Regions from separate parts of the Homo sapiens genome. Here region 1 is linked to region 2. Evidence: chromatin contacts called from ENCODE Hi-C data. All regions are on one chromosome and are shown on one strand. Each heading gives the region's core, a stretch centred on a gene start or an enhancer-like site at or near the end of the contact. The rest is flanking DNA. Distances are from core to core; before and after follow the strand shown. Region 1 has its middle 54 kb from the start of LINC01845. Region 2 holds the start of CCNG1 (cyclin G1).

Region 1 (2,995 bases), core at 465-2,964, 4.0 Mb before region 2:
ATAAATGTTTATTGGACAGATGAATGTGTACACACCTGACCACAAACTGTGGCAAAACAACTTGCTTGCTCCAAAATGCACACATTTTTTCCCCCACGTTGTACCGTAATGGTTGCTTTAGAAAACAAACTGAAATCCCTACTGACTGAGTCTCATGTTAGCACTGTTGCTAGAAAAAAAAAAAAACACCCCAGATTTCCACAAGTATTGTAGTTTAAACAATGCAAAGTTATTCTCTTACAGTTCTGTGGGTCTGACATGGTCTCACTGGGCTAAAATCAAGGTGTCAGCAGGGGTATGTGCCTTCTGAAAGCTCTAGGGGAGGATCTCTTTCCTTGCGCATTCAGGTCGCTGGCAAAATTCATTTCCTCTGGTTGTAGGACTGAGATGTTGTTTCCTTGCTGGCTATCACTGAGGGACATTCCCAGCTTCTAGAGGCCACCCGAATTCCTTGACTCACGCCCAATTCTGCCATCTTCAAAGTCAGAAACTCTTCTTTCCTCTCACCTCTCTGACTCATTTTTAAGGAAACTGACCCCGTTTTTAAGGACTCGTGGTTGGATTAGGCTGTCCTGGGTAATGCGGGATAATCTCAGAGTACTTAACCTTAATCTCATTTGCACAGTCCCCTTTGCTATGTCGTAACATATTCAAAGATTCTGGGGATTAGGTCATGGATATATTTGGAGGGGTTATTATTCTACCTATTGCAGCATCCATTATCACTTTAGAATGGAATGGTTTCTCAGAACAGGCAGTTGTCTGTCTCCCAGCAAAGAGCTCCAGAAAACTAGGCCAATGAAAGGGAAATTTGGATGAAGGCAAGAGAGGTGAGGCACTGGCAGTAAATGTGATGGCAGGCCTGCAAGGGATGCTACAGAAAGAGGTTCCTGGTTTCATGGAATCCAGGTTATTAAAAGAAGAAATATTCACAAATGCCAGGAAAGTTAAATTTCATGTCTCTTACAATTTCCCTTCAGATCAGTTCTGCCAAAGATAAAGCGATCTTCACCTCTGTGAAAAACAGTAATTCCTTTCTCCATGATGTTCATGATTTGGTTGATGGGTTATTGGTTCATCGCTGCAATTATAATTGAAGGACATTGTCTTTGCTGGTTTGGTGAAGCTTCCAGATGTTATTAGAAGGGGTGTTCCTTTAAGCTCACCCAGCATTCTCTCACTTATAGCTGGGCATTAGCTATACAAGAGCTATTTGGTCTCTGAGAGCAAAGGTTCAGCCACTAAGGAAGGACCTGGTGTCCAACGTAGGCCTTTAGATTATTTCTGGAGCTTGTCTCCAGGGCCTAAGAGGTGACTCTGGCAGGACACCATCTGTTTCAACCCTATTTTTTTTCTTCTTTCTGCCTCGGCAATCCTCTTTTTTTCTTTTTCTTCCTTTGTCTCTTCTCTCCTTTCTAGTGTTCTGATGTTTTAGGATCAAAATAATGAAAAAGAATAGAAACCATTTCAACTCAGAAAATAATTCAAAGATGGGAAAAAGGTGTGTACCAAATTCATTGCTCTAATCATTTCTGTTCTGATAAAAGGAGTTTACAGCAAAGGAATAACTTTTCTGTGTCTCTGAGGCTTTGGAAAAACAAGGCATCAAGAAGCTTTGGGGTGTGGTGGGTGTGGTGGGGCAGCCTACTGCTTGTTGAGGTAATGCAAACTAAGGAGAAAGAGGTGTTAGCTTCCTCCGAGGCCAGGGCGTTTTAGGCTGCAGGTAAACCATGGATGTGGTTCTACAGATGTTGCCACAACAGGAAGACAAAATCTCACAGCTAACAGAGGTCACAGCTTTTGGAAACAGTGGTTGCGACACAGAGGAAACTCCCCCTCCCAGCCCTACCCCAAGCACATCCTTGCTTCTCTCAGTCACGCCAGTTACACCAACAGGGGCAGCTCTGGGGAGGACATTTGGAAAATAGTCAAGAGAGGGTGAAACCGCTGGCATGATGTCACCAACAAGAGGCTACCCCCTGGGGAAACCTAACAGGAAAAAGGTAGTTGAGCCAGGAAAAGCCACCAGACCCTTTCTCTTGGCTTGAGGCATCATATACATTTGAATAATAATCAAATTAACAATGTAATATGACTGTTTAGCAACAATGATGTGCTAATCATGGTTTTACATGGATTATCTTTAGTCATTAAATTCTCTACATCCTAGAGATGCGGAAATTGAGAATGAGAGAGGTTATGAGAGCTTTGAAAGGCCACAGAGCATGTGTTGTGGCTGAGATTCAAGCCCAGCTTTACTGATTTTAAAGCTTGTCTTCTCTTTCCCTCCCTTGCTTCCTTTTTTTTTTTTTCAATTTTCTTTCTTGCTTCATGTGCTTTTTTTTTAAAGAAATAAAATGTTACCCCCTCATCGATAATCCCTTTGTGTCTCTGCTGTCTGCCCTGTCCCACCCGCCTGCCATCCTTGCCAGCAGCAGCCTCTCAATTGAGGTTAGAGTTTCTCTCCCACCCTTCATTATGCATGTTCATGGCTATAAACAATCAGTATGCATGTTTTAAAAATTTACGTATATGAGAAAGAGCTTAAAGTATTAATTTACGGAGAAAAAAATACAAATGGCTATTAACCATCAGAAAAGATTCATTAAAAAAAGAGTAATAAAAATTCAAACCACATTGAAGCTGGGTGCAGTGGTGCATTCCTGTAGCCCTAGCTACTTAGGAGGCTGAGGTGGGAGGGCGGCTTGAACCCAGGAGTTAGAGGCCAGCCTGGGTAACACAGTGAGACTCCGTCTCTAAAAAAAAAAAAAAAAAAAAAAATTCACTAAAAAAACCCCCTTCACATTGAGATAGCATTTCAAAAATCTGCCAAATCGGTCCATACCCAAGATTTGATAACAGTGTATAGAAGCGGCTGAGGGAAAGACGCACTTAAACTTTGATTGTGGTGAGTAAACTGGTATAATCTCTGTAGAGGGCAATTTGACAACATATAACAAAAATGCAAATGCACAAATCTAGGTGTGGTGGCTCA
Region 2 (2,807 bases), core at 150-2,649:
GGAATTAGGAATAATAGGAACTAAAAGCCAAAAGGAGAAACTACATTTATAAACTCACACATTACAGCAAAAAGTATTTTTAAATAAAATCACTTGTTAAAGGTTATAAATTGCCAATTTATATTCACTAGGTAAGCTTTTATTTTCAAAAGGAACAAAGGCCTCTTCCCCATTTGAGCCCCAGTTTCTTAAACTGACCTGATTATGTGGCTAAGGTATTATTGTGAGGTATTGATGTTTTCTCCTGTTTTTCCTTCCCCTTCCTCCCCACCCCTTTTCCCCCTTTCCAGAGTTTTGTTCTGTGGCATTGCCTTGGGTAAGTACACGGCAGGGCAAATAGCAGAGTGACGGCAAATCTTTCAGATTTTCACTTTTTCAAAGTAAGAGAGACCGAACTGGGGCCATGAGAACAGAGACATCCAACTACTGTGTAATTCATAAGAGTTTAGAAATGACTCCTTGTGCACCCTTTTTCAGGCCCTTTTACAAATGGACTTTTCTCACTTGTGATGATCTGGGAGAGTGAGAGTGAGGAGAGTCTAAGAAGAGTTCAGGCTAATTATTTTCCCACTAATCTGGCATAGGAGAGGCTCACAGAGATTAAATTCATTATGGTAAATACAAAGAGTAATACTGCTTTACACTCGGGTCTGTAGACTGAGATTCACACTCACCACAATTATTCCTGTTAACAGTCTGCCACATACCTTTCATTTTAAGCAACTGAAAAATTGTACCAACTTTTCTCTTTAAATTTGCTTTAAAAGCAAATTCAGAAAATTGGTAGAGGGTCAAGAAATTACACAGTCCAACTCCATTATTTGATAAATTGTATAAAAAGCAAACTAAGGCAAGAATCAACTGACTTCCAAAGTTCACGAAGAGAGCACTCTGGAAGTTGATAAACCACCAAACCATATAAATTCCACCACCTCTTTATCTGTAATTAAAAATCAAAGGTTGACTTTTTTTTTTTTAACTACTCACTGTATTTTTAGAAAGATGGGGCAGAACCACTGTAGAACTCCTAAACCCCACAGAACAAACAGTACATTCTGGAATGATACGCCGGCCAATCCGGCTGGCAGCCGATTGACCTGACCCAGGCGAGGGTTGCTGCACCGAGTATTTAGTTTGGCCCCCTACTGAATGAAGACACTTTGTTAAATTCTCCAATGAGAGACGCTTAGAGGTAGGGGCGTGGAAGGGGGCCGGGGAATTTGAGGCCAGATAACGGGAAGTGTGAGCCGATTGGCCGGACTTCTCACTCCACGGCCCAGCCGTTTACGGATCGCGGAGGCCATCCATCAAAAGAATTACACCAATCAGCGGCGAAAATGCCCCCTTCTCGCGAGAAAGCCCCGCCCTCCAATATATTCCTCGTTAGGGCAGGCGCGGCCCCTTCGGCTCCGAGCTGACCCTGATCAGGGCCGAGTTGTCTCGGCGGCGCTGCCGAGGCCTCCACCCAGGACAGTCCCCCTCCCCGGGCCTCTCTCCTCTTGCCTACGAGTCCCCTCTCCTCGTAGGCCTCTCGGATCTGATATCGTGGGGTGAGGTGAGCAGGCCCGGGGAGGGTGGTTACCGCTGAGGAGCTGCAGTCTCTGTCAAGGTGAGTGGGACTGCGCGGGAGTTGACCGCCAGGTGCGGGTGGGGAGCTGGGTTGGGGGCGCGGGGCGAGGAGTAGGTCTGGCCCGCGCCCTTTTCCACACTAAACTCTACCGCTGTTGTGAGCACAAGCCCAGGCTAGTCCGAGGCTGGAGGGGCGGAGCCGGATCCGGCCTCCTGAGGTGCCTTTCGTGTCTGCCGACCCAGTCCCAGGGACTAGCCTGGGGAGGAAGAATGGAACCCCTGCAGTTAGAGGTTCCTCACATGACTAGCTCTGAAGACCTCCTGCCTTCCTGTCTTTAGTTGGTGTGGGAGGGACCTTCCATGTATCCAGGGCTTAGCTTGTGCCCGGGACATGGTTGTGTTATGCACACTTAAATCAATGGAATTCCCAGGTTCATCTTTCAGACTAGGTTAGCAACAACCCACCGCACCCCCCCGCCCCAATACGTGCTCCTAATGTCACCTTTTAAGTTTCCTTTCCTAACAACAATAAAAGTTAAGTAATATTGAGTATTGTGTGCCAAGCACTGTGCTATACTCTTTAAGTGGTGAATCATCTTGTTCAGTCTTCACATTCAGCGACAGATATTGTTACCCTCATTTTATAAATCTAGAAAGAAGCTCAAGCTCATTATTATTGTTCAGTGTTTTTTAAGCGTCTACTGTATGTGCTAAGCTCTTTACGTGATTTCATTTTAACTCACAAATCTGTGAGGTAGGTCATAAACCTTATCCCTACTTTATCAATGTGGAACTAAGTACAATTAAGTAACTTGAACAGTTCATTTTGTTAATATGTGGCAGAATACTTAACTACCATCTGCTTTTCACTTTCGGTATCCTGTCTTACGGTGTTTATTCGTGGTTATCTATTGACAGTGAATAACTTGAACAAGTATTTCTTGAAGATTTGCATTTTATTTTTCTAAAAAGCATGGTTCCGACCGGGCGCGGTGGCTCACGCCTGTAATCCCGGCACTTTGGAAGGCCGAGGCGGGCAGATCACAAGGCCAGGAGACCGAGACCATCCTGGCCAACATGGTGAAACCCCGTCTCTACTAAAAATATAAAAATTAGCTGGGCGCGGTGGCGCATGCCTGTAATCCCAGCTCCTCGGGAGGCTGAGGCAGGAGAATCGCTTGAACCAGGGAGTCGGAGGTTGCAGTGAGCCAAGATCGTGCCACTGTACTCCAGCCTGG

What was found. A loop is a pair of places that touch in the nucleus more often than their neighbours do. Pooled maps may share reads with other maps.
Region 1: a pooled map shows a loop between it and region 2 (8-fold over the local background). The contact joins the enhancer-like site here to the promoter of CCNG1 in region 2. A Hi-C loop is called at or near these places in 6 of 50 pooled maps.

What each region holds. Positions count from the first base shown.
Region 1 is chr5:159,410,682-159,413,676 of GRCh38, forward strand. No RefSeq gene overlaps it. Among named protein-coding and RNA genes, the nearest start is that of LINC01845, 54 kb to the right of the region's middle. Within about 2 kb of position 1,715, at least 2 of the 41 ENCODE cell types and tissues checked have a DNase peak (open chromatin) inside an H3K27ac peak, as active enhancers do.
Region 2 is chr5:163,436,196-163,439,002 of GRCh38, forward strand. CCNG1 (cyclin G1) reads left to right here and starts at 1,400. Exons shown (of 7, transcript NM_004060.4): 1 at 1,400-1,609. It also overlaps a transcript of LOC105377700 not described here. RefSeq lists enhancers at 1,005-1,054, 1,496-2,073, 1,765-1,964 and a silencer at 1,245-1,324.